Regions from separate parts of the Homo sapiens genome. Here region 1 is linked to region 2. Evidence: read pairs that join two places in POLR2A ChIA-PET (ENCODE). Cell type or tissue: MCF 10A. All regions are shown on one strand. Each heading gives the region's core, and the rest is flanking DNA. Links, peaks and the distances in the headings are about the cores only. Region 1 overlaps SPIRE1 (spire type actin nucleation factor 1). Region 2 holds the start of PRELID3A (PRELI domain containing 3A).

Evidence for each region. Peaks named below come from ENCODE experiments on the same cell type or tissue, not always from the same donor. Only the 100,000 strongest peaks of a DNase experiment are listed, where the experiment ranks them.
Region 1: POLR2A ChIA-PET joins it to region 2 with 9 read pairs; 8 of 35 experiments call an interaction of 5 or more read pairs at or near these places.

What each region holds. Positions count from the first base shown.
Region 1 is chr18:12,628,730-12,644,296 of GRCh38, forward strand. SPIRE1 (spire type actin nucleation factor 1) reads right to left here. Exons shown (of 17, transcript NM_001128626.2): 2 at 6,333-6,367. Among named protein-coding and RNA genes, the nearest start is that of SPIRE1, 22 kb to the right of the region's middle. In MCF 10A, for the core only: no CTCF peak of the experiment used is centred there; DNase peaks (open chromatin) are centred at 8,872 and 9,392.
Region 2 is chr18:12,401,029-12,416,595 of GRCh38, forward strand. PRELID3A (PRELI domain containing 3A) reads left to right here and starts at 6,901. Exons shown (of 7, transcript NM_001142405.2): 1 at 6,901-6,979. The coding sequence starts at 6,948. RefSeq lists silencers at 982-1,276, 6,699-7,278 and enhancers at 6,300-6,961, 6,962-7,621, 7,479-7,728, 14,646-15,567. In MCF 10A, for the core only: no CTCF peak of the experiment used is centred there; a DNase peak (open chromatin) is centred at 6,873.

The sequences.
Region 1 (15,567 bases), core at 5,939-10,938, 230 kb after region 2:
CAGTGGTTTGTAGTTCTCCTTGAAGAGGTCCCTCATATCCCTTGTAAGTTGGATTCCTAGGTATTTTATTCTCTTTGTAGCAATATGAATGGGAGTTCACTCATGATTTGGCTCTCTGTCTGTTATTAGTGTACAGGAATGAGTAAGCTGTAAAATATTTCTTCAAGATGCATGTGGGAATGAAACACAGAATAGGTACTTATGCCCAGTATACATGAACTTTATTTCTGAGATGTGAACATGAGTCTTTTTAATAGTTTCCCTCACTAAAGCTTAAATGATTCTATGGTACAATTTTTACAAACCAGTTCTATCAAGATTAAAGTAATGATAAAAGTTCATTTAACTTTATATAATACTTTAACCTATTCCACTTAAAATACAGTTAATCCCCCAAGGGAACAGGATTGTTCTAGTTATTCATTTAACCTTCTTTCCTGCTGAAGGGAAAGGGCCTCTGAGTGCTACATAATTAGTGGTGATTAATAGGAGACAGGAATGTGATGAAATTTGGAAAGCTGGAAAAAAACCAATGTAAAAGCCTCAATTAAAATACATGGAAATTCAAATCAGTTCTGTTTTAGCATTTTCAAATATTTAGCAATTTTCTTCAAAAGTAAGATTATAATCCACAAAACTATTTAAACAATGGCAGTAGGAAAAATTTGTAAAATTGGAATAAAAGCTACCCTTAAATCTGGGTCTGAACTGCTTCCTTGACAGGCAAGCGCCTACGAGTACAGGTTAGTCATTCAAGAGTTTATAAATTAGTAGTCTGAGCTGTGAGCCACTACTAGGAAGGGAGAAATATGGGTCACACGCTGTTTAAATTACATGTCCTTTTCAAAACTGTAAGAACAACATACAGATCAGTGGCTAAGAGGGGCTGGGAGGAGGGGCAGGGCTAACTACAAAGTGGCATGGGGGACGTTAAAGGGGTGACAAAACTTGATTGTAGGGATAGTTAACAACAAAATATCCTTGTCAAAACTCAAAGAATTAAATAAAAAGGTAAATTTTACTGTATGTAAATTATACTTTCAAAAAGCAGAAAAAGTTATAGGGAAAAATTAAATTGCCTATTAAAGTAAAAAAATTTGCATGTCATTTAAAACAAATCATATGAAAGATTTCCATTAAGGAGTTCAAATGCTGGAAAATACTTAGTATAATCAAGTATATTAAAACATTTTCCAAACAGTAAGAAATAAGGTAAAATACTTGATTTTAAGAAACATTAGCTTGAGGTAAAAGATCACATAAAAGTTAATCAAATACCTATATGTGATTTCACTGCTTTCTCAGAACTCATAATTTTTAATTTTTAAGAATATGGTAAAAGTGCTAAAAAAGTTATAATTAAAACTACAAAATAATTCATAACATGATTTTTATGTACTACAAAAACTATTAAAATTAAAAAGTTGAACAATTGATGTTCTCTATTTCAATTCTATGACTTGATGAGGGTCCTAAAACCCCAGAGAGATAAAGAGATTTTGTTCTCCCTGGGAGTCTGTAAGCCTTGCTTAAGAAGGACTTCCTTCTTGCTCCCAGGAAACCTTACACTTCCCAACCAGGAATGACACATAATATGCTGCACGTATAAAGCTAGGCTTGATGCTGAATAAAATGTAAATAATTTTTATGGCAGGCACAGTGGCTCGTGCCTGTAATCCCAGCACTTTGGAGGCTGAGGCAGGCAGATGACCTGAGGTTCCGAGTTCGAGACCAGCCTCGCCAACACGGCAAAACTCCATCTCTACTAAAAATACAAAAATTAGCTGGGCGTGGTGGCACATGCCTGTAATCTCAGCTACTCAGGAGGCTGAGGCAGGAGAATCGCTTGAACCTGGGAGGCAGAGGTTGCAGTGAGCTGAGATCATGCCACTGCACTCCAGCCTGGGCAAGAGCAAGACTCTGTCTCAAAAAATAATAATAATTTTTGCAGCTATCCACCCTCAATGGAGAATCTGAGGCAGAGAAGCGAGAAGGAAAGGGAGGCCCCATGAGCTGAGCCTGGGCACAAGGGCCACCTAACAAGGCCTCTCTGAATTCAGAAAGGCTGAACAGGCTGCCCCAGAATGGCAGCCAGCCTCTTCCTTCAGGCAGCTTATACTAGCAAGAGTTGGGTGAGGGGTTTACAGAGGGAATGGCAGAAATAGAAAAACAATTTGTTTTGCTCAACAGAAAAATAATTTAAGAGCCAAGAGAGGCTCTAGTAGTCAGTCCCCTTTGTGACCCCGTATAACCTCAGTCTCAGAAATGAGCCTGCCTTCTTGCTGACAAAAAGAGCCTTAAACCCATATGGCAAGGATGCCTGGGCTTCCTGCTGCCTACCCCACAACTCTAGTTTCCTCCTACCTCCCTATTCTGTTTCTTAGGAAGAAGTACCTCTGCCATCTGTGCTCTCATACCACAGCTCTCAAACCTTTAAATTTTGGTTTTAGACTCTCTTTACACACTAAAAAATTAGAGCCCAAAGAGCTTTTTTTTAATGTGGGCTATAATCTATCAATATTTACTGTATTAGAAATTAAAACCAAGGAATGTTTAAAATATGTATTAATTCATTTAAGCCCATTAAATGTTAATAACATTTTATGGAGGAAAAAAAAACTACATTAAAAAAATGAGAACAGTGGAATTGTTTTACATTTTACAAAACCTTTTAATGTCAGGCTCAATGAAAGCCACAGAGGCTGGGCAAGGTGCCTCACATTTATAATCCCAACACTTTGGGAGGCCGAGGCATGAGGACTGCTTGAGCTCAGGAGTTGGAGACCAGCCTGGGCAACATAGCAAAACCCCATCTCTACAAAAAAAAAAAAAAAAAAAAAAAAAAACATAAAAATAAAAAAACAGGCCAGGCACAGTGGCTTACGCCTGTAATCCCAACACTTTGGGAGGGTGAGGCGGGAGGATCACGAGGTCAGGAGTTCACAACCAGCCTGGCAAAACCCTGTCTCTACTAAAAATACAAAAATTAGCCGGGCATCATGGCGCACGCCTGTAGTCCCAGCTACTTGGGAGGCTGAGGTAGTAGAATCGCTTGAACCCAGGAGGCAGAGGTTGTAGTGAGCCAAGATCGCACCTCTGCACTCCAGTCTGGGTGACAGAGTGAGACTCTGTCTCAAAAAATACACATAAAATAAAAAATAAAAAACTGTCCAGGTGTGGTGACATGCACCTGTAGTCCCAGCTACTCAGAGGGCTGAGGTGGGAGGATGACTTGAACCTAGGAAGTTGAGGCTACAGTGAGCCGTTATCATGGCACTGCACTCCAGCCTGGGTGACAGAGCAAGACTCTGTCTCCAAAAAAAAAAAAGGCTGGATCTCATCTGCTTCTGCAGTCATTCTGACAGTCTTCCTCATGCCTCCAAAAACTCCATGGTACGCTCTTAAGAGAATGAAAGTATAAAGGCAAATGATATCCTAGTAGTACTATGAAAATAGTTTTGACCTTGCAGATCCCCTGAGAGGGTCTCAGAGACCACAGAGCCCTGGACCAGTCTTGGTTCTGAGCAGCACTACTCCAGACAACCATCGTCTCCCATGTGTTCCTGGGTCTGCTTCATTAGATAACCACTCTTGAACCTGGCTCACGCACTCCAGGCTCCCTCACACCACCACCACCAAATGGCCCATCGTCTCTAACCTAAAACGCAACAGAAAACTTCCTCCTTATGCTGTTTTTTAATTCCTTCTGTCATTTCACCAAACTTCTAAGAAAAAGTAGTTCCCTCTGGCTCTACCGCCTCACCACTCCTGCTTTTTGCTATCTTAATTACCAAAGTAATACACAGATACTTTTTTTTAAATCAAACAATATGGATAAATGACCATCCACAATCCCAATCTCCTCCCCACTGATAACCACTGTTAGCCCTAGAAAATACCTATTTTTCTGAATTAAATCAATATCAGATTGAAATTTTTGTTTCCTTGTGTTTTGCCCCCTCCAAATTTTTACTTTTTTTTTAATTCTGAAAAACTTCTATTTAGTTAGATTCCAATTCTTTTGGTGACCTATGTTATGGATCAAATTATAAGGGCTGTCAATTAGGAGATAAAATGAACTAATGCTTCTTTACAAAGTGAGTACTAAACTAATGTTAAGATCATGTGGATTTTATGACAATATAATAAAACGATAATTAGATAACTGTGCCTTGTATGTAAAATCTTCATATTTCATTACCTAAATGCAGATGAATGCTGACTATATTTGTATCATCTTAATTCACAATAGTGCATTTAAGGTTTATGAAACATTTTAATATATAGTATCTCTTTAAAAATTTCATAAGCTATGAGGTTAATACAAATTACCATTAACATTTTATAGATAAGAAAGACAAAGTTCTGGAAGAAAAATTACTTACTCAAAATTGCATAGCTAGAAAAATACACACCCAGAAACCACAAAACTTACCTCTTCTGACTCAAATCAAATCCCACCCCTTTGTGTCATGTTGAATAGTATATCAAAAATTCTAACAATATAAAAATATTAAGTTCTTGCCTTTTTAGATCTAACTTGGAAAAAATTGTCCCTCCTTTCAAAGTTGAATAGAAAATGCAAAAATGGGCCGGGCACAGTGGCTCACGCCTGTAATGGTGGATCACCTGAGACCGGGAGTTTGAGACCAGCCTGGCCAACATGGTAAAACCCCGTCTTCACTAAAAATACAAAAACTAGCCAGCATGGTGGCATGTGCCTGTAGTCCCAGCGACTCGGGAAGCTGAGGCAGGAGAATCACTTGAACCTGGGAGGTGGAGGTTGCAGTGAGCCAAGATTGTGCCACTGCACTCCAGCCTGGGAGACACAGCAAGGCTCTGTCTCAAAAGAAAAAAAAAAAAGAAAGAAAATACAAAAATTAATGCCAAAAGGGATAAATTATTTTTGTTTCTCTATTATACAATATAATCCCTTGGGAAGCCTACATTTCATTTAAAACAACAGTTAAAACTTACTAAAACCTACAACAATATGTAGATGCATTATAAAATTTGAAATACAACTTCTTAAATCCTTTATTTGGGCATTGCCACTAACAAAACACCCAACACCCCCAATCTAAGGATGATGAAACTGCTACTGAAAAGAACACCACACATATATGCTGACCTGGTATTTCAGTATTATGCTTGAAATCCCTGCAATGAACACATAGAAACCCCTTAAATTTCACAATCAGAAATTTGAAATTAAATTATTAAAAAATAATAAACCAGGCCAGGCACAGTGGCTCATGCCTGTAATCCCAGCACTTTGGGAGGCCGAGGCGGGCGGATCACGAGGTCAGGAGATCGAGACCATCCTGGCTAACACGGTGAAACCCTGTCTCTACTAAAAATACAAAAAATTAGCTGGGCGCGGTGGCGGGCGCCTGTAGTCCCAGCTACCTGGGAGGCTGGGGCAGGAGAATGGCGTGAACCCGGGAGGCGGAGCTTGCAGTGAGCTGAGATCGTGCCACTGCCCTCCAGCCTGGGCGACAGAGCGAGACTCCGTCTAAAAATAAAAATAAAAAAAAAAAAAAATAATAATAATAATAAACCTACTTGTATAAATAACAAAGCACCAAATTTATTATTAATCTTACTAAAACATTGTTTCTAAGTCCCTATTTTTTCTTAAATTAAGGCAGCTCCAATGGAGTCTAACACATTTAAATGCTGTATTTATTATATGACATACTGCACTGAATTATGAAAAAAAAACTGAAATTACTAAGAGCTCTGGATCTTAGCTAACTCAATTCTGCAAATAATAATACGGTTAAATTTTAAAATGATAATTAAGCTATTCTTTATAACACAACCTGACGTTACAAAAATATGGACAAGGCAAGTAATTTTTCTTCACATTTTACTCTTCCTAAACCTAGAAAACACACCTGCTCTCAAAACATCTTATCAGGGCCAGGTGCGGTGACTCATGCCTATAATCCCAGCACTTTGAAAGGCCAAGGCGGGTGGATCACCTGAGGTAAGGAGTTCAAGACCAGCCTGGCCAACATGGTGAAACCCCGTCTCTACTAAAAATACAAAAATTAGCTGAGCGTGGTGGTGGGTGCCTATAATCCCAGCCAGTCAGAAGGCTGAGGCGGGAGAATCGCTTGAACTCAAGAGGCAGAGGTTGCAGTGAGCCAAGATCGTGCCATTGTACTCCAGCCTGGGCGACAAGAGCAAAAGTCCATCTCAAAAAAAAAAAAAAAGAAATCTTATCAGAAGACCAAGAACCTATAGTGAGATAGTTCAGTACTCAAGTTAGTCTAAACAGGACTGCAAAGCTGCTTTACTAAGAAATATTTGAGTATTTCACTTACCTCTGTTTCCATACATTGTGAATATCCCAATTTACCTGTAATAAAAATGAAAAGGATTACTTTAAAAAGATTTCAGCTTTTTTAAATCATTGATAAAAATATTTGAGCTTCTCTGGCTATGGCTTTATTATGTCTATGAGAATATCTATGCAAATGAAAGATGCTAGAATGACCAAATATCCCTGAAGGTCCTACTTAGAGATTTAAGTTTAAATAGGCCCATTAAAAAATAACAAAGAAAAAAGGTGAGAAAAAAATGCTTAACTGTAATAAGATCTAAAACATATGTACATATTTAATACAGATATATAAATCAATCAAACAAAAACATTTGAAAGTCTTGCTTTCTTTTAAGAAACACCTTAAAATACTTTAAAGGTATTTTATTTTAAGTATACCTTAGGAAATCTTAAAAGACTGCAAATATATTTCCAGTTTAAAGATACAGTGATCATTTCAATGAAAGGAATAATGTTTAAATTCATACTTTCTTTAATATATGCTGACTGTTTTTCTTTAATATATGATTAGGCAAAACCATATAATTAATTGAGTAATTTTTCCAACAGAGGCTCACTTAAAGAATAATTAGAACTGAACAATATTTGGCTGCACCAACATTAGTATTTTTCTCCATCACTGATACATAATACCAAAGAACATGAACAATTAATACATTTCTGTCAATGTCGCTGACAAAAACATACTTCTTAAACAAAAACAGCTATTTTAAAGAATCACTTATTAAATAGTTTTAACAAAAAGAACGAATAACACAATTATACAATTAATTATACTGCGTACTAGAAAATTGGGTTTTTTTGGTTTTTTTTGTTTTTTTTTTTGAGAAGCAGTCTCACTCTGTCACCCAAGCTGGAGTGCAGTGGTGTGATTTTGGCTCACTGCAACCACCCACTCCCGGGTCCAAGTAATTCTCCCACCTTGGCCTCCTGAGTGAGTAGCTGGGACTACAGGCACCCACCACCATGCCCAGCTAATTTTTGTATTTTTAGTAGAGATGGGGTTTTGCCATGTTGGCCAGGCTGGTCTCGAACTCCTGACCTCAAGTGATCTGCCTGCCTCGGCCTCCCAAAGTGCTGGGATTACAGGCGTGAGCCACCATGCCCAGTCAGTACTAGAAAATTTAATTTCCCCAGACTACACTTAGATTTCACTGACCTAAATTCAAATATGCATTTAGCTCTATACCTTTCCCTTCACCCAATACTATCCTCCCACTTCTTCCTCTCCCCAGGATTTACCCTCACACCTAGCCCACAGTGGTTATTCTAACAGCCTTGTTATTTTTTTAGTACTTAACTAGAATTTCTATGCCTCAGACTGTATTATGACATCACAAAAGAAAAATCACAAATAATAGCTTTTGTATGCTCCCAATTCTTAAAATAAAAAATAAAATTGAAACCACAATTTCTTATTTGAAATGAGTTGGTTGAAAAAAAAACAAAAATGAAAAAATAAAAGAAGACAACCACAACTCCTCATCTCTTAATGATCCTAATGAGAAACACTGGCTGAAACTGAGACCAGAAAATAAGGGGCCTTAGGTTCTATGAATTAAATTAAAAATTATATATGAGCAATAAAGACTACATGAACATATATATAAAATGAGCTTACTAGCTAAGGGTTTATATAATAGGGTTTGATAAGTATAAGACTGTTATTTTACTTATATATTTATTTATTGTTACATAAAACTCTACATTCAACAGTGATTTATAACATACATTTTATTTATTTATACATATGATTGTTTGTTCAGACCATTAATGCTTTTGGTAGTTAAGAATACTTAACTCCCATAAAATTGGTAATTAATTTTACTCGGCAAAGTACTACTGGACAGAAACAGCTCAAGGAAGGGTACAGACTGCCTTTCGGCAAACAGTTACTGAGAGCCTACTCTGCATGGGGGGAAGAGAGAGAGGGAGGAAGAGAGGAGCACTCAGGCAAACTGTAACAGAGAGTAGCCTCTTTAAGAGTATATGAGTTGGCCAAGTGCAGTGGCTCACGCCTGTAATCCCAGCACTTTGGGAGACCGAGGCAGACAGATCATGAGGTCAGGAGATTGAGACTATCCTGGCTAACATGGTGAAACCTCATCTCTATTAAAAATACAAAACATTAGCCGGGTGTGGTGGCAAGTGCCTGTAGTCCCAGCTACTCGGGAGGCTGAGGCAGGAGAATGGCGTGAACCCGGGAGGCAGAGCTTGCAGTGAGCCGAGATTGCGCCGGTGCACTCCAGCCTGGGTGACAGAGTGAGACTCTGTCTCAAAAAAAAAAAAAAAAAAGAGTATGTGAGTTTACATCTTCAGTAGGATATATTCTGAAGATAAAGAGAATTACAAAGAAATCTATAAGTTTTTGTAGTACGTTTCTTGTTGGTAGTATAAAATTCTGAAACTATTTTAATGTATTGCAGCAATGAGCACATGAGTAAATACACTGATATTGCTGGGAGTCATGACTTACACTATGGGAGAAGGAATACACAAACCTAACGTGAGAAGAAAAGGAGCCCTGTGGTGGCAAACTGTAACTAGAGATATTACACAACTTCAAAACATTTCCTAGCTCTGCTCATCAAAAGTGGGAGAAGCCCATGGGGCACGCCAAGCCCATTCCCCTTCAACAGAATCAGGATTCCTTGGGAAATTGGCTGATTTCAGGGCTGGGACAGGGAAATTACAAGGTAAGTCAGGAACATCTTTTTGTACCAGAAAACAATGAAGTGCTTAAAAACAATGATAGAGGAGTGCCAAAAGGGCATAAGAGTCTATAAAATAAGATTTTTTTCAATGACCTGCATTATAAAACTGAAAATGCTGTAAAAGTACTAAAAATTTTTGTGAGAATTCAACAGCTCTTGGTCATTCAATTTGAATTGGTGAGTAACTCACGGTAATATGAAAAGGCTGTAAGTACAAAGTATTTGACCAACTACACAGGTCTGCCATCCAAATTCCTGCTCAAAAGCTAATCTAGGAATCCAAAAATCCCAATCACATGACATCAGAGCTTAAAGGGATCTTGGAAATGATCTTGCTCAATCCATTCATTTTATACATGAGTAATTTGGCTGGGTGTGGTGTCTTGCGCCTGTAATCCCAGCACTTTGGGAGGCTGAGGTGGGAGGATTGTTTGAGCTCAGGAGTTTGAAACCAGCCTAGGTAACATAGCGAGACCCAGTTTCTATCAAAAATAAAAAATTAGCCACGCATGTTGGCACAAGCCTGTAGTCCCAGCTACTCAGGAAGCTGAGGAAGGAGGATCACTTGAGCCCAGGAGGTCCAGTCTGCAGTGAGCTGTGATAGTGCCACAGCACTCCAGAACAGGTGACAGAACAAGGCCTTGCCTCAGAAACCATTAATTAATTAATTAAAAACAGATGAGTAATCTGAGAGCTCAAGGAGTCAAATGAGTTGCACATAATGACACAGAGTTGGTGACAGAGTGAAGAGCACACTCTAAGGCTCCTGATTCCTCCTCATGTATGTTGGTGTGGTTTTCTTATTCTAATCCTCTTGATATGGTTTGGTTCTATGCCCCCACCCAAATCTCCTGTTCAATTATAATTCTCAATGTTAGAGGTGGGGCCTGGTGGGAAGTGATTAGATCATGAGGATGGTTTCTAATGGTGTAGCACCATCCATCCCCCTAGTGCTGTCCTGTGATAGCGAGTTATCATGAGATCTGGTTGTTTCAGTCTGTAGCACCTCCTCCTTCCCTCTTTCTTCCTCCTGCTCCAGCCATCCAGGACGTGCTGGCTTCCCCTTCACCTTTTGCGATGACTGTAAGTTTTCTGAGGCCTCCCCAGCCATGCTTCCTGTACAGCCTGCAGAACAGTGATCCAATTAAACCTCTTTTCTTTATAAATTACCCAGTCTCAGGTAGTTCTTTATAGCAATGCAAGAATGGACTAATATATCTCCATTCCCACTTTCAGTGGCTGTTGGGATTGAGGGGAACTGCAGGGGTACTGTCCAGGCTAACTACCATTTCTACTGTTTCTGAGGAATGGGGAAATGCATTCCTCAAAAAAAATTTTTTTTTTGAGACGGAGTCTCGCTCTGTCGCCCAGGCTGGAGTGCAGTGGCATGATCTTGGCTCACTGCAAGTTCTGCCTCCTGGGTTCAGGCATTGCACTCCACCCTGGGCGAGACAGCGCCACTCCATCTCAAAAAAAAAAATTCTGGGTGAAGTCACAGGATTTGTAAGTTTTAGAGGGATTCATTCCTTAGGTCTGGTGCAGTAAAACAGAAGTGGCCAACCTTTGAAGAAAGACTCAGAACTTGTCAAGTGTAAATCCCTTGATGCTATACTGGTAGTTTCCAATTGAAGAAGCTGTTGTTGAATTGAGGAATGCGGCCAGGCGCAGTGGCTCATACCTGCCATCCGAGCACTTTGGGAGGCCAAGGCAGGTGGATCACGAGGTCAGGAGTTCAAGGCCAGCCTAGCCAAGATGGTGTAACCCCATCTCTACTAAAAATACAAAAATTAGCTGTGCATGGTGGCAGATGCCTATAATCCCAGCTACACGGGAGACTGAGGCAGAGAATTGCTTGAACCCAGGAGGCGGAGGTTGCAGTGAGCAGAGATCACGCCACTGCACTTCCAGCCTGGGCGCAAGAATGAGACTCCATCTCAAAATAAATAAATAAATAAATAAAAATAAAAAAAAGAAAGGCTGAGGTGGGAGAATGGCTTAAGCCCAGGAGGCAGGCAATGAGCTGAGATGGTACCACTGCACTCCAGCCTGGGCAACAGAGCCAGACATTGTCTTTAAAAAAAAAAAAAAAATTTATTAGACGAGTCCCCTTATGTCCCAGGAAACAGAAAAGCCTATGCCTTCCTATAAACTGACACAGAATGGCTTTACGAAACAAACTAGTCCTGATATAAAATGTCTGTCATAAAGAATTCATAACTAAGGCAACACTGTCATCTTCAGCAGACATTATAAATCTTAAATATTGATAATCAGATCATTTCACCATGGGTCTGCTCAGAGAATGCAAATAATACTTTCAAATTAAGGTAGCTACTTATCTTTAAAGTAGAAACCTCAGCATATGGCTGACTTATCATGCAGTCACATTATCAATATGATTCAAACTAGCTGAATAAGCAAAAGGCAAACTATACCTACCAAAAAAACAGAATTTCTGGAACTTTTAAGATAAATGGTTCTCAGAATTATTCTCCAGCTTTTTACTATGTGACCAAATTCTAGACAATGTTTCAGTCCCTCTAACCATGTGAAATTATGTTCTTTTTCATGCTAAAACTGAGATACCAATGAATACACCCTGCTCTCCTGCCAGCATACCTCTGCCACCTTCATTTGTTCAGTAAATATTTATTCACCACCTACTAAGTACTACTCATAAGCACTGATGACACACTGTCGTAGTAAACAAGCTAGACACAGTTCTTGCCTCATAAGGCTTACATTTTATTGAACACAGCCCCAAAAAAGTAATCAAACAAAACAGAACTCGTGATAAATGGATCCAAAAGGGAGAGAAAGTAACAGAAATGACCCCATCTGGGGTGGTCAGGTAAGATTCCTCCAAAAGATGATATTTAAACAGAGACCTTGAAGCTGGGTAGAACCAACTGCAGGGCGGGAAGAAGAATCTGTTCCGGAAGCAGGAGGTGGCGTGTGACAGGCCTGGGAAGTGTTTGGTGGATGAGTAACATAAACTGTGTTTAGACAGGCAGGGGGCAGATCACACAGGCTTGTAAGGATAGTATGATGAGTTCAGATTTGACTTTAAGGAAAATGGGAAGCTATTGAAGGATACCAGGCAAGAGGGTCAGCTGCGTCCAGGTAGTTTCCAGGTCAGTCTTGCTATAATGTGAAGAACGTAGTGGAGACAGCCAGATGGAAAGCTCAAGGCCAGCGAGGAGGCTACTATCATTGTACTGCAGCACTACACGCGGGCGGCCAGGCAGGGAGATGGCAGTAATGAGGGTGAAAAGGAGAGGGTTCATGAAATAATTTGGAAGTAGAACAGGATTTGTTAATGGATTGACAAACAACATCCTGAACATGCTCCATGTTTTCAAGAATAATATTCTCAAACATTTGACCAAAACTGATCAACAACAACCATTAGTTTAAGAACTATAATACTTTTATAAGAAAGGAGTTTATTAAATATGCTTCTGGGACAATTTTTGTATTATTACTAGGAAAAAAAACCCATAGTTTTGTAGTTAACAGGCTGAAATTTAGCAATAAAAAAATTTCTACAGCCTAATCATACCCGAATTTCTTTTTTTCTTTTTTTTTTTTTGAGATGGAGTCTCGCTCTGTCGCCAGTCTAGAGTGCAGTGGCACGATCTTGGCTTACTACAACCTCCGTCTCCAGGGTTCAAGCGATTCTCCTGCCTCAGCCTCCCAAGTAGCTGGGACTACAGGCACACACTACCATGCCCAGCTAATGTTTGTATTTTTAGTAGAGACGGGGTTTCACCATGTTGGCCAGGATGGTCTTGATCTCTTGACCTCATGATCCGCCCACCTCAGCCTCCCAAAGTGCTGGGATTACAGGCGTGAGCCACCACACCCAGCCTCATACATGAATTTCTAAAGTGCAGTGGCCACTGAGGACTTGGAATCAATGAACAGAACTTCAAAAGTTAGGACAGTGAAACTACGTATTTATTAGCTTAAACCAATTTCCCCCAACAAAATCATCTTTGCCAAGTTGCATTTTAAGGGAAAAAAGAATGTTATGCTTTTTTTTTTTTTTTTTTGAGATGGAGTCTTGCTCTGTCGCCCAGGCTGGAGTGCAGTGCATGATCTTGGCTCACTACAGCCTCCGCCTCCCAGGTTCAAGCAATTCTCCTGCCTCAGCCTCCTGAGTAGCTGGGACTACAGGCACGCACCACCACGCCCAGCTAATTTTTGTATTTTCAGTAGAAATGGGATTTCACCATGTTAGCCAGGATGGTCTCAATCTCCTGACCTTGTGATCCGCCCGCCTCAGCGTGAATGTTATGGATTTGATACAAAAAACAGTCAGGGACATGACCTCTAATTTTAAATATCTCTCATGGAAAAAGCATTCATCTGTTCATTCACCAACAATACGTTTGTGTGACAGGCACTCTCCAGAACTTGCATCTTCTTCCTTGAGATTATCTGACCCCCACCCACAGACTCTGCCCCAAGCCAGGCTCTAGGACTTTCAGCCTTCAATCACCTTTGCCATAAATGTGACTTCTATCCTAATTCAGAAATGGAAGCTCCCACTTTATTTTTGACATAGACTACACTTTGCTTCCTAGATTTGTAACTAAATCCCTTACCTTTCAAAAAAAATGACAGCCTTGGATTGTTATTACCAGTCACCTTCCCAGGGACTAGAGTCTCCCCTTGGACCTAGTATCAGTGATTAAAACCCGCCACAAAATTTGGATATTATCTTTTATCTATTTTATGTAATCTGGCAACACTGGAAGCTTGCAGAGCAAATAAGTTTCATCTCTAGTGCCAATTCTGAGTAACAGTGGCTGTCTAGAATGTCATCTTCAGAAGTATTCTGATGGCAAGTACAGGATAGGAGGTGCCCAGGACTATTTAGAAATGGTCTCACTCATAAGTGGGAGTTGAACAATGAGAACACATGGACACAGGGAGGGAAACAACACACACCAGGGCCTGTCAGGGATGGCAGGGGAAAGGGGAGGAAGAGCATTAGGACAAATATGTAATGCCTGTGGGGCTTAAAACCTAGATCACGGGTTGACAGGTGCAGCAAACCAGCATGGCACATGTATACCTATGTAACAAACCTGCACATTCTGCACATGTATCCTGGAACTTAAAGTAAAATTTTAAAAAAGAAGAAGAAATGCTGCCATAGGAATAGAAGACATAATATTTGTATTTAAAGAATAGTACTGTATTCATAAGTATAATAAAAATGTGTAACTTACAAAACTCATTACAAAAAGATATTTCTTGACTATGTATAGTATATGTAGTAAAGGATAAATAGCTAAAAATGTTTATAGTATAAACATTTTTAAATGTTTATACATAAATAGCTAAAAATGTTTATAGCCTGGAGCCACATTTCTGACACTCCTGTGTTAGAAGACAAGGACAATGAAAGTCAAAGTACTCTTTGTAAACTGGGTTGATTTGGATTAAACTTTTCCCTAGTAACAGCAATTCAAACATTGCTTAAACTTCACAAGCTCAAAAATACATAGACATATCACTAGATTTTAGGAATGAGAACTTGGAGGGGAACCTCCCCAAGCCAAATCATAAACAGAGTTCTAGCAGGTGACAATCCCAAATGTTCTACTATTCCCTATCAATTGAAGAGTTCTGGTTTTCATGCATTTCATACACACATCTGTGTCCATTCTCTTTAGAATCTCCTGCCCCTCTGTGGCATCTGAGTATGAGACAACCTAGCCAACAAGAGCCCTGCAGAGAAGCATCCCAGGAACTTCTATCTTCCAAGCCCTAATTCCCTTTAGTTATATCACAACTCTACCAGCCATATCCACTTACCCAAATGTGTTACTTTCCCTCTGTCAAGATTTGGGAGATCTGATTTAAAAACTATAAAAACAACATAGGCTTGACATAGACTACACTTTGCCATTTTTAGCTATTTAACCTTTACTATAAACATTTTTAGCTATTTAACCTTTACTACATATACTATATATAGTCAAGAAATATTTTTGTAATGAGTTTTGTAAGTTACACATTTTTATTATACTTATGAATACAGTACTATTCTTTAAATATAAATATAATGAAAAGATCATTAATTAAAGAAGAAAGTCAAGCTGAGCACTGTGACTCACATCTATAATCCCAGCACTTTGGAAGGCTGGGGGTGGGGGCGCGAATCATTTGAGGTCAGGAGTTTGAGACCAGCCTGGCCAACATGGTGAAACCCTGTCTCAACCAAAAAAAAAAAAAAAAAATTAGCTGGGCATGATGGCACATGCCTGTAGTCTCAGCTACTTGGGAGGCTGAGGAGGGAGAATCGCTTGAACACAGGAGGCGGAGGTTGCAGTGAGTTGAGATCGAGCCACTGCACTCCAGCCTAGGTGACAGAGGGAAACTCCATCTCAAAAAAAAAAAAAAAAAAGGTCAGGGTTAGGGGGCAACTATCATTAATTTAAGGAACTTAACAATTTCCCATCAAAAACATTTAAGTTTATACACATC
Region 2 (15,567 bases), core at 4,303-9,302:
GGCCAGGCTGGTCTCGAACTCCTGACCTCAAGTGATCCCCCCCTCCTCGGCCTCCCAAAGTGCTGGGATTATAGGCATGAGCCACCACACCCGGCTGACCCTGCCTCTTAAAGAGAGAAAAAAGGCCAGGCACGGTGGCTCACGCCTGTAATGCCAGGCCGAGGAGGGCGGATCACGAGGTCAGGAGTTCAAGACCAGCCTAGCCAATATGGTGAAACCCATCTCTACTAAAAATACAAAAATGAGCCTGGTGTGGTGGTGTGCGCCTGTAATCCCAGCTACTCGGGAGGCTGAGGCAAGAGAATCGCTTGAACCCTGGAGGCGGAGGTTGCAGTGACACGAGATCACGCCATTGCACTCCAGCCTGGGCAACAGAGTGAGACTCCGTCTTAAAAAAAAAAAAAGAAAAGAAAGAAAGAAAAAAGAAAAAAAAAGTTGTCAAGTCCCTAATATTTTCCAGGTACTGGGAATACAAAGATAATAAATACATGAGGGTCCCCCACAACAAAGTCAAACAAAGACACTTCCTCAGGGGACATAAGTATACACAGCACTGTGATAGGTGCTATGGCAGAGGACAGCTCCACGGCATCCAGTAGTCACCTCTAAACCCGAGGTGGGGAGGGGGCTAGAAGCCTTCCCAGAAAGGAGGCCCTTTCCGGCTTCGCCGTCTTCATCTCCACTTGACTTTGGCCTCCCAGAGACGGCCAAGCCTACCTCCTGGACCTAGCTTGAGTTAAACGGTTTTGCCTCACAAATCTCAAATTCTAAAACCTGTCTGAGCTCACCATGAATTATAAAGCCTTTTGTAATTCATGTGACAACTTGTGCCATGAGCTGTGGCTCCCGTCTCCCTTTCTGGACTCAATTCTTGCCATTTGCCATGGGACCCTACAGTCCAGCCTCCAGCTTCTGGGCCTTGTGTATTCTGCTCTCCTCCCAGGAGGATGCCTCCAGGACCAGCACAGAGCAGGGCTCTCTGGGTGGAGGAAACTGAACCAGTTCCTGGGATGAAGAAGGTGAGGGCATGTGCAGGAATCACCATAGCTCAGGTAGGCTGAGGCCAGTGCCCCTAGGACGGGGAGGGGTCTCCTTTAGTGTCAGCGTCTCCCGGAGAGCTGGTCAAACCACGAGTTCCCGGGCCCCACCCCAGAGATGCTGCATCCTGGGTGTGAGGCGGGGCCTGAGAGTTTACCTTTCCAACACACTCCTGCGCGATGCAGCTGGCTCTGGACCATGGGAGGTGACACGGAGTGAGGAACAGGGAGAGACAAGAATAGAATGTGGACTTAAAAAAAGATGTATCTGTCAGCATAGGACTTTAAGATGAACTTTATTTATTTATCGTGTACCTACTATGCTTCTGACTCTGGAAACAGCAAGAAGAAAAATAACATAGTTCTTGATCTCAGAATAATTTTAGGTCTGGTGCCATGGCTCATAACTGTAATTCCATAAAATGACAGCACTTTTGGAGGCTGAGGTAGGAGGATTGTTTGAAGCCAGGAATTTGAGACCAGCCTGAGCAACTAAGCAAGACCCTGTCTCTACAAAAAAAGAAGAAGGAGGAGGAGGAGGAGCAGGAGGAGGAAGAGGAGGAGGAGAAAAAGAAGAAAGAAGAAGAAAAAGAAAGAAGAAAGAAAAAAGAGTCAGGCGTGGTGGCACACCCCTGTAGTCCCAGCTACTCAGGACAAGAGGCTGAAGCGGGGAGGATCCTTTGAGCCCAGGAGTTCAAGGCTGCGGTGAGCTATGATCACACCACTTCACTTCTGGCCTGCCTGGACCACAGAGAGAGACATAATTTTTTAAAAAAAGAGAAATTTTTTTAGCCCAGTGGGAGAAGCAGAGAAATACGCAGATGATTTTAACACACTGTGGTGAGTCTGAGGGAGGTGCATCCGGGTGGATGTGTAACTGCAGAGGGGAAGCTGCAGAGGAGTGACCACATCTGCCCCAGGGCTTGGACGCCCAGTGGAATTCCGATAGCAGGGTGTGAAGTAGATTTGAGGGTGAGGCTGGATGCTGTGGCTCACGCCTGTAATCCCAGCACTTTGGGAGGCCAACGCTGGTGGATCACCTGAGGTCAGGAGTTCAAGACCAGCCTGGCCAACATGAAATACTAAAAATACAAAAATTAGCCGGGCATGGTGGCTGGTGGTGGGTGCCTGTAATCCCATCTACTTGGGAGGCTGAGGCAGGAGAATTTCTTGAACCTGGGAGGCGGAGGTTGCAGTGAGTTGAGATCGCATCACTGCACTCCAGCCTGGGCAACAAGAGCGAGACTCTATCTCAAAAAAAAAAAAAAAAAAAAAAGATTTGAAGGTGAGGGTGGCAGGGGAAGAGGCAGAGAACATTGAGACTGTGTTGTAATAGTCCAGGGATTGAAGTCTGTTCTCATTTCATTACAGTTTTCCGTCTGTCCAGCTCCACCACTAAATAGTGTCTTTATTCCGAGGAGCTACCTGATTTGGGACTCAGTCTTCCTACAAGGCAAAAAGAGAAGACCTGGATGCTCCACGTGGTCCAGACATGGAGCAAGTAAACCGAGCTCTCGCCACACCGCACAGTCTCCTCAGCCTCCTGCTCAATGTGCTTTCATTGGAAATGCTTATTGTAAATGATGACACTTTTTTAAAACCAAAATTCAATTAAATTCAATACATATTTATTGGGCACATGCTTCATTTAAGTTCCTGGTTTACAAAGATCCATTCCTACCCCTGAGGACCTCATAATCTGTGGGAGACATAAATAGAAACAGCTGAGAATGATCATATAAAATCCACACATAGCCTCTTGCACACATATCCCAGAAAGGAAAGGACAAAACTTTAAACGCATCCATGCCTTTGGTTTTGGAAATGTTACGGATTTTGAGAGTATCAAATGCAGTACATTCTCCTATTATTGAGAGTTAGGTAGCTCAGACAATCTTCTACAGAGATATGAAAAGATAGGTTGAAAAAATAAGTCTCCAGTTTCTTTGGAGTTTGCTGTTTAGGAAAAAATGCAACGTAAGTGTCTCAGGGTTGGCTGGGTATGATGACTCATGTCTGTAATCACAGTGACTCAGAAGGCTTCAGTGGGATGGATGGTTGAGTCCAGGAGTTTGAGACCAGCCTGAACAACATAGCAAGAGCCCGTCTCTAAAAACATTTTTTTTTAATTAGCTGGAACGGTGGCACGTAACTGTAGTTCCAGCTACTTGGGAGACTGGGGCAGGAGGATCACTTGAGCTGAGGAGGTCAAGGCTGCAGTGAGCCATGATCATGCCACTGCACTCCAGCCTGGGCAACAGAACAAGACCTTGTCTGGAAAAAAACAGAACAAAACAAAAAACCCACAAAAGTTACAGGTTGAAGTAGACAATATGGTACTAAGATTCATAATAAAATAATGGGAATCACTTATGTACTCTATTTTACTTAGTCATTGCATTTAAAATCTGTGATGAAATATACAATTATAGGAATAATGTAATTTAAAACCAGTGAAAGGCTGGGCATGGTGGCTCACACCTGTAATCCCAGCACTTTGGGAGGCTGAAGGAGGTAGATCACTTGAGGTCAGGAGTTTGAGACCAGCTTGGCCAACATGGTGAAACCCCGTCTCTACTAAATATACAAAAAATTAGCCAGGCGTGGTGGCGTGTGCCTGTAGTCCCAGCTACAAGGGAGGCTGAGGCACAAGAATTGCTTGAACCTGGGAGGCAGAGGTTGCAGTGAGCCGAGATCACACCACTGCACTGCAGCCTGGGTGACAAAGCAAGACTCTGTCTCAAAACAAAAAAAACAAACAAACAAACAACAGTGAAAGACAGAACTGGTAAGAAGAAATCAGATCTGCCTTAAATTTGGGATCTGCTAAAATAGTGGCTCTGTGATACATTGTAGCAAGTCAATGGATAGCCTCTGCCTTTAGGCAAAGCGATGAATATTAATCACGAAAGCTCCCCCAGTTTAAGCAATCTAGTAGGCAGAACCAAATTCGGCATATTGTAAGAGCTCTGGTCTTCCAGCCAGAATGCCTGGTTTCTGATTGCAGCTGTTACTTCCTAGCTGTGTGTTCTTGGAGAAGTTACTTGATCCTCCTGTGCCTCAGTCCCCTTGACAGTAAAATGAAGATGATGGTAATAGTATCTGTCCATGACTAAATGAGTCACTCCACAGCCCAAGGCAAATGCTCCATCAGTGCTCAATACTATAATTGTGATCATGCTGGTGTTAAGCATCCAGGTTTGGGGTTAGGATCTATCTAGGAAATGATTCCTGACAAAGTTTTCAGAGATCCTGGAATCCGTTGATGAGGGTGGTTGCAGTGTCTCCTCTCTAGAATATTTTAGAAAAGAAAAGGCTAAGAGGCTGGACCGGGTGGCTCATGCCTGCAATCTCCGCACTTTGGGAGGCTGAGGAGTGTGGATCACTTGAGCCCAGGAATTTGAGACCAGCCTGGCCAACGTGGTGAAACCTTGTCTCTACTAAAAATACAAAAATTAACCCAGGATGGTGGTGCGTGACTGTAGTTCCAGCTACCTGGGAGGCTGATATGGGAAGATTGCTTGAGCCTGGAAGGCAGAGGTTGTAGTGAGCACTCCAGCTTGGGTGACAGAGTAAGAACAAGAAAAAGAAAGAAAGAAAGAAAGGAAAGAAAAGGAAGAGAGGGAGGGAGGGAGGAAGAAAGAGAGAGAGAGAAGGAAGGAAGGAAAGAAAGAAAGAGAAAGAAAGAAAAAGAGAGAAAGAAAAAGAAAAAGAAAGAAAGAAGAAAGAAAGAAAGAAAAAGAAAGAAAGAAAGAAAGAAAGAAAGAAAGAAAGAAAGAAAGAAAAGAAAAGAAAAGAAAAAAGAAAAAAAGATGCTAAGGGATAGTTATCTGGCTAGCCTTAGCTAGTGATAGAAGGAACGGATGTTCTAAAGATACTAGTAAACCGTAATGTCCACACATGGATGCATCTAATCCTTACCACACACCAGTGGGGTGGGCAGTATGATCCTCATTTGACAGGTAACAAGACGGACTGGATGAATGAATGTTCCACAGCTAGATCTGTTCCTACTCCTAGAGGATAATAAATGGCAAGACTGGACTTTGAAATCAGGATGTGGCTTTGAATTCTGGGTGGGATAACTCCTAGATATGTGACCTGGAACAAGCGTGTTGCCTCATGTTTTTTCAATAGTGCTTGGCATACAAGAAGTGTTCAACAGCTGGCCCAGTGATAATCTAGAATCAGTGCAGCACAGTGGGGAGGGGGAATCTTGTAACCTGGGTTCTCACCTCAGCGTGTGATCATGGGGTAGAGAGCTTTGAAACCTGCTTGAACTTCAGTTAACTCATTTGTAAAACGGGAAGAATAGCACCAACTTTGGAAGATCATCCTGAGCTTAACGCTGTAGGAGGTAGAGGTCAATGTGAGTGGACGGTGGAGCCAGGACTGTAGCCCAGGTCTTTCGGGTCATGCTGTGTGCTCTTCCACTTCCCTGCCTCACTGCACAAATGCGCTCCCCACGCCCACGGACGCCCCAGGGGCGCCAGGCGCTGCTCTAGGCTGAGACTCAGCCGACTCAGACAAGGGCCCTGCCCTCTCGCCCTATCTCATCCTGGAGAAGAGTACCCTCTTCTTAGAACAAGCATCTCACTTCCGTGCACTTCAACTTCGTTTGTGGCAGTGCAGGGTACTTTGCAAAGCTAAAAAGTAGTTTATGCGAAAGGGAGACTCTTTTTCCTTAGAGGATTTGCCAAGTTGTAATCACAAATTCTTTTTGAGATACACGTACATTTTTTTAAAGCTAAATAAGATTTCCCCCCAGTTTTATAACTCAAGAATGTATTTTCTCAAGGACTTGGGAGTCATCTCTTTGAAATGTCATCCCCGTCTCCCAGTTTTGTGGGAGGGTAGGAGCCCAGCTACCAGAGAGCACCTGGCTTCAAATTGTAAACCTACCTCCTGTCATAAAGGTATGAAAATTCATTTTTCCTTTGGATAAAGGCAATTAGCAAACGCAAATGGCCACTGCATTTACCAATGGCCACTCCATCATCAGGCGAATTTAGGATGAACTCTGCGACAAATGGTGTAGTGGAGTCCCCTCCCCGGAGGGCTGTCTCGTTTACCTCGGGAGCATGCGTGGGGTAGGTTGCATCCTCCCGGCTGTTTGATACAGGCTGAGATTTCTGTCTTTGCAGCCTATTTGGCGGATTGCTTGTGATGCACATCACATGCTGGTTTTGTTTTGTTTTGTTTTGTTTTGTTTTGTTTTGTTTGAGACGGAGTCTCGCTCTGTTGCCCAGGCTGGAGTGCAGTGGCGGGATCTCGGCTCACTGCAAGCTCCGCCTCCCGGGTTCACGCCATTCTCCTGCCTCAGCCTCCCGAGCAGCTGGTACTACAGGCGCCCGCCACCACGCCCGGCTAATTTTTTGTATTTTTAGTAGAGACGGGGTTTCACCGTGTTAGCCAGGATGGTCTTGATCTCCTGACCTCGTGATCCGCCCGCCTCGGCCTCCCAAAGTGCTGGGATTACAGGCGTGAGCCACCGCGCCCGGCCTCACATGCTGGTTTAATGTTTGTTCAAGACCCAAACTGCAGTGGAGTTTTGAGGGTTGGCAGGTTTGTTTTTCATCACACGTCCCCGACAGTACAAACCGGCGTAGCTGGACAGGGCCTTGGGAGAATTTGGACAGTGGGAGTAAGGACGAGCGTCGCCTCCTACGCCCGCGGCATCTGCAGCAAGCGCGCATCGCGCACCCCAGGGTAGCAGCGCAGGTCTGGGGCTGCGCCACAGCCGCGCCCGCAGAGCTATTTTTAGCCGCTGCAGCCAGCCTAGCCACCAGACGGGGTGGGCGGCATCCAAGGGCGCCCCGCCCATCGAGGCCCCGCCCACGCCGCGCCCGGAGCCGCGCGGCCCGAAGCACCCGGCCCGGATCGCAGAGCCCGCGCCCTGCGCCGGCGGCAATGAAGATCTGGAGCTCGGAGCACGTGTTTGGGTGAGGCCGGGCTGAGGGCCGCGGTGGGGCCGTCCAGACGCCGGCTCCTGCTCCCGAGCCCGGCTGGAGCGGTCCAGGAAAGGCCGGACCTCACAGCGGGCCTCGCGGAGATCCCCGCCCCGCGCCGGCCGTTCCCAGACCGCAACTTCGGCGTCCCGGAGAGGGCACGCGCGCTTCCCCGGGACCGCGGTCTGGGCGAGGCTCTGCGCCGGGTACGGCCTCTCCCCCGGCGTGCGCAGGGGCCTGGCTGCAGGCACAGAGGCCCCGCTGGTGGTCGACAGCCAGGGCGGGGGCAGCCGGAGCGGGGGCGGCCGGGGCGGGGGCGGCCGGAGCCGGGGGGGCGGCCGGGGGCCTGGCGCTCGCTGCTCTCCTTGGGGTCGGGAGCAGGGCAGGGGAGAGGCCTGCAAGCTGGCGCCTTTGCTGAGATTGTCATAAACCTTCCGCGCGTTTCACGGAGGGCCCACGGCGGGCTGTGAGCTCTGGAGGAAGCTAAAGGGGCAGAAGGCATTTCGGGGGCCCTGGCTCTGAACTCACTTGTAGGCATGGAAGGCCTCCAAGCTAGCGTGGAAAACCTCGAACTGTTTAAAAATGCTCCCCCGGCACACGGATGGAAGTGGAGGTCATTATCTTAAGTGAAGCCAGGCCCAGAAAGACAAGTATCGCATGTTCCCACTCCTAAGTGGGTGCTTAAGAATGTGTTCACATGGATGTGGAGAGTGGAACGTCAGATGATGGAGACTCTGAAGGGTGAGGGGGTGGGTGCAGGGAGGATAATGAGAATTGCTTAATGGGTGCAAGACACCTTCCCGGGTAATGCATACCCTAGAAGTCCTGACTTGACCACTACGAAATTTATGCATGTAACGAAATTGCACATATACTCCATAGAATTGTGCAAATAAAAAGAAGAAAAAAGTGCCCTCCTAACCTAAGTGGTATCTTTTCCTTAAGTCAGTGATCTGTGACACACTGAAATTATTCTTTAATGTTTATTTACAGCAACAAAGATTTTTTAATTATCTGACCTCACTTAAGCATTAAATATTTTATTTTGGGGGGAAAAAAAGTACTGCGTGGAAGGAAATTGTCATCCTTTGACTCTTTTTATTTATTTTTTTCGAGACAGAGTCTCATTCTGTCACCCAGGCTGGGTTTTTTTTTTTTTTTTTTTTTTTTTGAGACATAGGCTCGCTGGGTCACCCAGGTTGGAGTGCAATGGCGCGATCTTGGCTCACTGTAACCTCCCCCTCCTGGGTTCAAGTGATTCTCGTGCCTCAGCCTCCTGAGTAGCTGGGACTACAGGTGTGGGCCATCACGCCCGGCTAATTTTTGTATTTTTAGTAGAAACAGGGTTTCGCCATGTTGGCCAGGCTGGTCTCGAGCTCCTGACCTCAGGTGATCCACCCGCCTCGGCCTCCCAAAGTGCTGGGATTATAGGTGTGAGCCACCGTGACTGGCCTGACTTTAAACATGTAAAATTATAATAAAAATATATCAAGTGGTTTCAAAACCTCTGAAATTATTTTTCATGAAGTCTTTAGACTTGATGGGATCTAATTTTTTGTATGGCTTGCAGTGTTTCTCAAGTGGGTTTCCATCAGCAACAAGGATGGGGGCATCACTGAGCCGTCTGGATGCTGTGGACAGTTAAGTCATTGCATACCAGGAGTGCCAGGTGGTTGGGGCTCAGTTTTCTCATGGAATGGCCGAGGTCTGCCCTAGAGGTTTGTGAAATGTCTGTGGACAAGCACAAATGAATAGCTAGCTGTGAAAAATCACAGTTGATGCTTTTGAAAATTGTTGCAGCTGCTAACTCCCATTTATTTTTTTTAAGCTTTACCGAAGGATACTTTACATACCATAAAATTATACACATTTTAAGTGTATAATTCATTAAGTTTTGCTAAGTATGACCATCACACACACAGTCCAGTCTTAGAACACTTCTGTCCTCCTGCAGAGGTGCCCCATGCTCATTAGCTTCACATTTTACCCCATTTTCACCCCTGCCCCAGGCAACCAGGAATCTTTTCTGTTTCTATGAATTTGCCTTGTTGGGACATTGCATGTAAATGTCATCCTGCAATATGGGGTGTTTTGTGTCTGTCTGCTTTCACTTAGCATGATTTTCTTGAGGCTCACCATGTGGTAGAGTGTCAGTATTTCATTTCTCCCATCATTCATTTTGTATTCCTGGCACCCCGCCGGGGCCCGGCGCCTAGCAGGTGCTCGGAAGGGGTGAGGAATCTTACATGGAGATCAGATGTCCTTCCAGGACAGGGGCAGCTATCCACCAAAGGAATCCCGGTCATCCCTGGAGCTGCTGTGGACTAGGTGCTGATTCTCTGCCATAGACTTTTGAACTTGAAAGCAAAGGGCCGTAATGAAGCCTGACAAATGTGGAATGTGGCTGGCCGAGGATGCTGTCATTGGCCTGTGGCTGGACGGGTTATGAATGATGTGGTACCATGAGGTGGTACCATGAGGTGTCATAGCATCCAAATGACAGTACAAATTGGAAGTCTGGCTTCCTGGCTGGACTTACTGTGTAGTTTTCCCCTTGTTTCGTCCATTGAAACCCCTGATTTTTTTCCTTTGAGGATTATAGACCTTTCTTTTTCTTTCTATACTTAAAAAAAGTTTGTTGTACTGTTAGGTGAACATTTGATTGGAAATAATACATTTACTTTTTTTTTTCCTTTTTTTTGAGGCAGAATCTTGCTCTATCACCCAGGCTGGAGTGCAGTGGCACGATCTTGGCTCACCACAACCTCTGCCTCTCCGGTTCAAGCAATTCTTGTGCTTCAGCCTCCCGAGTAGCTGGGACCACAGGCGTGTGCCACCACGCCTGGTGAATTTTTTTGTATTTTTAGTAGAGACAGAGTTTCACCATGTTGGCCAGGCTGGTCTCAAACTCCTGACCTCAAGTGATCCACCCACCTCGGCCTCCTGAAGTGCTGGGATTACAGTACTTTTGAAATGAAGAAATAATTAGGCACAAACAGTTTGATCTTATCAAGTTTTCTTCCTGTGTCCACATTGAGAAGAAACTCCGCCCCTGAGATCATCATAGCAGACAGCAGTGTAAACACTCAGACAAAAACAGAGAGCCCGGGGAAAGGCCACTGAATTAACGTGTGTGTTACCTAGACAGGGGTGAAAGTAGTTTAAATAAAATTAAAAGTATATGGCCAAAATATAGAAAGGGGCATTTAAAAATGCGGGCGTTTCACAAGGTCAGGAGATTGAGACCATCCTGGCTAACACAATGAAACCCTGTCTCTACTAAAAAATAAAAAAAAAAAAAAATTAGCTGGGCGTGGTGGCGGGTGCCTGTAGTCCCAGCTACTCGGGAGGCTGAGGCAGGAGAATGGCATGAACCCGGGAGGCAGAACTTGCAGTGAGCCGAGATCGCGCCACTGCACTCCAGCCTGGGCGACAGAGCGAGACTCCGTCTCAAAAAAAAAAAAAAAAAAAAGGACAGGGTTTAAAATGTCTTCTTCCCAGCATTGAGGTTTCAGGCAGACCTATGACAAAATCATCAATAACAAAGCCCATCACAAATAGATTTCCTGCAGGGTTCAAGGCTGCACACACCTTTGATTCTGACAGCTGCCAGGAATGTCTGGCCATGCCCTTCTCAGGGCAGGACGGGCTTTGGGGCATGGGGAGTCATGCCTAAAGCAGGCTTGCCTTACAGCTAGGAGCAGGGAAGAGAAATTGAACATTACAGATGAGTTGAAGCCTGCTCTTCCCCTCCCCACTGGTGTTCCACTGTGTCTCCCTCCCTGCAGGCAGCCGTGAGGATCAGTTTGGTGGGCATCCTTCTGAGGGGGTCTATATTCCAGAGGTTCACTTTACCGCATCTGTGTATACGCATGTGTCATATTGTCTTCTTTTCTTTCTTTTTTTTTTTTTTTTGAGACGGAGTCTCGCTCTGTCGCCCAGGCTGGAGTGCAGGGGCGCAGTCTCGGCTCACTGCAAGCTCCGCCTCCCGGGTTCACGCCATTCTCCTGCCTCAGCCTCCAGAGTAGCTGGAACCACAGGCGCCCGCCACCACGCCTGACTACTTTTTTGTATTTTTAGTTTAGCCAGGATGGTCTCCATCTCCTGACCTCGTGATCCGCCCGCCTTGGCCTCCCAAAGTGCTGGGATTACAGGCATGAGCCACGGCGCCCGGCCTTTTTTTTTTTTTTTCCAGGTGGAGTCTCACTCTGTTACCCAGGCTGGAGGGCAGTGGCGGGATCTCAGTTCACTGCAACCTCTGCCTCCCAGGTTCAAGCAGTTCTCCTGCCTCAGCCTCCTGAGTAGCTGGGATTACAAGCACCTGCTACCACGCCCAGCTAATTTTTGTATTTTTAGTAGAGACGGGGTTTCGCCATGTTGGCCAGGCTGGTCTCCAACTGCTGACCTCAAGTTATCAGCCCACCTGGGCCTCCCAAAGTGCTGGGTTTACAGGCGTGAGCCACTGCGCCTAGCCCTATTGTTTTTCGAAAATCCATCCATATGAGATGTCTATAGATGTCTACATAAATATATGTAGATATAGATAGATATTAATAGCTGTATGAATGTGCCACCATTTATTCTTTTTCTTATTGAAGGGCATTAAGTTTTCCTCTTATTACAAATCGAACTGCAGTGACCAGCCCTGTGTCTATTTCCCACTCAATCAAGGGCCCACTTAGGCCAATGGATTTCAAGCTCTTCAGCCTCAGGACCTCTTGATTTAGCAAAACCCTAAACAGTTTTGCTTATGTGGGTTATGTCTGTCAATATTTACCATATTAGAAATTAAAAATGATAAATTGAAAAAGTTAATTCATTAAATTTAACAATAATAAACCTGTTATAATGTTTCTGAATAAAAAACTGTATTTTCCAAAAATTAGTGAAAGGAGTGGTGCTGTTTCTGTTTTTACTAATATCTACAATATCTGGCTTAATAGGAGATAACTTGATTCTCATATCTGCTTCTGCAGTCTGTGTTTGGCAATATATAGTTTTGGTTGAAGTGTATGGATAAACCCCAGCCTCACACAAACATGCAGCTGGAAAAGGTGGGAGCATCTTAGTAGTCTTTTTAAGTAATTATGGCTATTCTTTCCTGTTATGACAAAAGAAACGGTAGCTTCTTAACACTTAGTTGGAATACAAAACCTGAAACTATAATGAATAGAGTATTGAACTCTGAGGCCTAGCGGGGGTAATCGGTTGAGCTCAGGAGTTTGAGACCAGCCTGGGCAACATAGTAGAATATGTCTCTACAAAAAATAAATACAAAAATTAGCCAGGTGTGGTGGCTTGTGCCTGTAGTCCTAGCTGTTCAGGAGGCTGAGGCAGGAGGATTGCTTGACCCCAGGAGCTTGAGGCTACAGTGACAGAGCCATACCATCTCTTAAAACAGCCACCACAACAACAAACCCATTGGCCTGTCCTGTGTATGAATGAGTCTTTAACCCAAGTATGACTTGGAAGCATTTGGAATATAGGCCTCCACTGAGCGTGCAGCATGAGGCAGTCATCCAGCTCCTGGTAGCAGATACAAGTTTTCTGAAATTTCAATTATCACTTTATTTATTTATTTTTTTTCCAAGACAGAGTCTCACTCTGTCGCCCAGGCTGGAGTGCAGTGGCATGATCTCAGTTAACTGCAACCTCTGCCTCCCAGATTCAAGCAATTCTCCTGCCTCAGCCTCCCAAATAGCTGGGATTGCAGGTGAGTCTCACCACGGCCTACTAATTTTTGTATTTTTAGTAGAGACGGGGTTTCGCCATGTTGGCCAGGCTGGTCTTGAACTCCTAACCTCAGGTGATCCGCCTGCCTTGGCCTCCCAAAGTGCTGGGATTACAGGCGTGAGCCACCGTGCCTGGCCAAATTATCACTTTAAAGCTCAAATTTTATCTTTGGCAGCAAATGCTATCAGTTGTTTTCCTTGAAGCACAGGCTTACTTTGTTAATTTTCAAGAAATCATCTGCCAGATCCCCAAGTCTGAATAAGCAAAGTTTATCTGTTTATTGTTCTTTCTGTTTATTGCTCTTTCAAGTACAAGAGGCAGGCAGTGGAAAGCAGCAGAGAGACAGGGGCTCCCACTCAGAGTGAACAAGTGCCGGCGCCCCCCAGACACCCCAGAGTCGAGGGACTTGGGCCGCAGCAGCAGAGGGGCTTCTGGTGCACTTCTGTTCCCTCACACAGAATATCAAAGAGAAGAGTACTCAGGGGTCAAGCAGTCATAAAACTAATCACTTGGCCATTTACTCACAGATGTCCCTAAGAGAAACTGGCATTGTTTCCCAAGTGCACAGCAGTGAGGACTGCGGTGACCACATGCAATTTGGAGCCCTGCCTTGATGCTGGGAAGATACTGGCTCTGTCCTTTTATTGCTTTTGCAGAATTAGCGCAAATGTCAATACAGCAAAAAAGGCCAGTCATTGGCCGGGCGCCATGGCTCATGCCTGTAATCCCAGCACTTTGGGAGGCCGAGGTGGGTGGATCACCTGAGGTCAGGAGTTTGAGACCAGCCTAGTCAACATGGTGAACCCCCATCTCTACTAAAAATACAAAAATTAGCTGGGTGTGGTGGCTCATGCCTGTAGTCCTAGCTACTCGGGAAGCTGAGGCACGAGAATTGCTTGAACCCGGGAGGTGGAGGTTGCAGTGAGTTGAGATCACACCCACTGCATCCCAGTCTCACTCTGCAACAGAGTGAGACTTGGTCCTCCCCCCACCCCTCCACCCCCACCAAAAGAAAAGGTCAGTCATGTCTCAGTAGCACTGTGACAACAGTTATGTCTGGAAAAGTTCTTGGAGCCACCAGGGTGTGTGGCCCAAATGCTAAGGAGCAGCTGATGGAGGCCTTGGGTCACTTGGTGGTGGGGTATAGCAGGCCTACTATCTTGTTTTTGGCTGCCTACATCTTTTTTTCTTTCTTTTTTTTAGAGACGGTCTTGCTCTGTTGCCCAGGCTGGAGTGCAGTAGTGCAATCACGACTTACTGCAGCCTCAAACTGTTTGGCTTAAGTGATCCTCCCATCTCAGGCTCTGCAGTAGCTGGGACTATGGTTGCGAGCTACCACACCTGGCTAATTTTCGTATTTTTTGTTGACATAGGGATCTTGCTCTATTGCGCAGGCTGGTCTTGAACTCCTGGTCTCAAGTGAACTTCCTGCCTTGGCCTCCCAAAATGCTGGGGTTACAAGCATAAGCCAACACACCTGGTCTGCCTACATCTTTTTTTTTTTTTAATTTTTATTTTTTTGTTTTGTTTTGAGACAGGGTCTCACTCTGTCACCCAGGCAGAAGTGCAGTGGTGCGTTCTTGGCTCACAGCAACCTCTGCCTCCCAGGTTCAAGCAATTCTCCTGCCTCAGGCTCCTAAGTAGCTGGGACTACAGGTGTGCGCCACCATGCCCAGCTAATTTTTGTATTTTTAGTAGAGACTGGGTTTCACCATGTTGGGCAGGCTGTTCTAGAACTCCTGTCAAGTGATCCGCCCGCCTCGGCCTCCCAAAGTGCTGGGATTACAGGCATGAGCCACTGTGCCTGGCCTTAAATCTTTTTAAGACAGATTTTTGCTATGGAAATTTCACAACTATGCAAACATGGAGAGACTAGAATACTGAGAGCCGGTGCCACCCCCAGCTTAACAGTTACCCTCTGGCAGCCAGTCCAGGGTCCTCTGTGTCCCCACCCACTGCTCCTTCCCCTGGGTTATTTTAGGCAAATCCCAGACATCATGTAATTTCCTCCTTCTTCATCTTCCCGACACTGTTGGTGCTTAGAGAGTCCTTTGTTATTCCTTTTCATTCCCCAGCTCAGAAACCAGCTTCCCTTAGCCCGCCAGGCAGACCCACCACACACATGGTGTCAGAGCACTTGGGACACGTGTATGTGGGGAGCCATCCATGCTGGGTGGCAGCGGAGGCCTCTTGCCCTTGGGGGATAGGATTCCCCAGAGGTCTCCACGAACAGCAGCAGAGGAGGCTCCTGCCGCCTGGTTGGGGATCTCTGAGTAGGCAGTTCTCTGCTCCTCTTGAAAATAAACTTCAGCACATTCCTCTTCTGCCTCAACCAGGCAGCTGAGAACCCTGACTGATTTCGGCAGGGGCGGGGTGTCCATTTTCAGCTTCTCTGGGTAAACTGCTGCCATTAGTGCCTGTGCCAGTTTGTGTCCACCAGCAGCACTTCCTGTTGTCCTATTTCCTATACCCTTTCCAGTACTCAATATTGCCAGACTTGTCTATTTTTGCCCATTGAAAGCGTGTCAGGCTATTTTTGTTCTTTCTGGGTTTTTGTTGTTGTTGTTGTTGTTTGTTTTTTTAGACAGGCATTTGCTCTGTCACCCAGGCTGGAGTGCAGTGGTACAATCATGGCTTGCTGCAGCCTCGACCTCCGGTCTTAGGTGATCCTCCTGCCTCAACCTCAGCCTCCCAAATAGCTAGTACCACAGGGGTGTGCCACCATGCCTGGTTAATGTTTTCTGTTTTTGTAGAGATGAGGGGTCTTGCTATATTGCCCAGGCTGGGCTTGAGCTCCTAGCATCAAGCAGTCTTCCTGCCTCAGCCTCCCCAAGTGCTGGGATTTACAG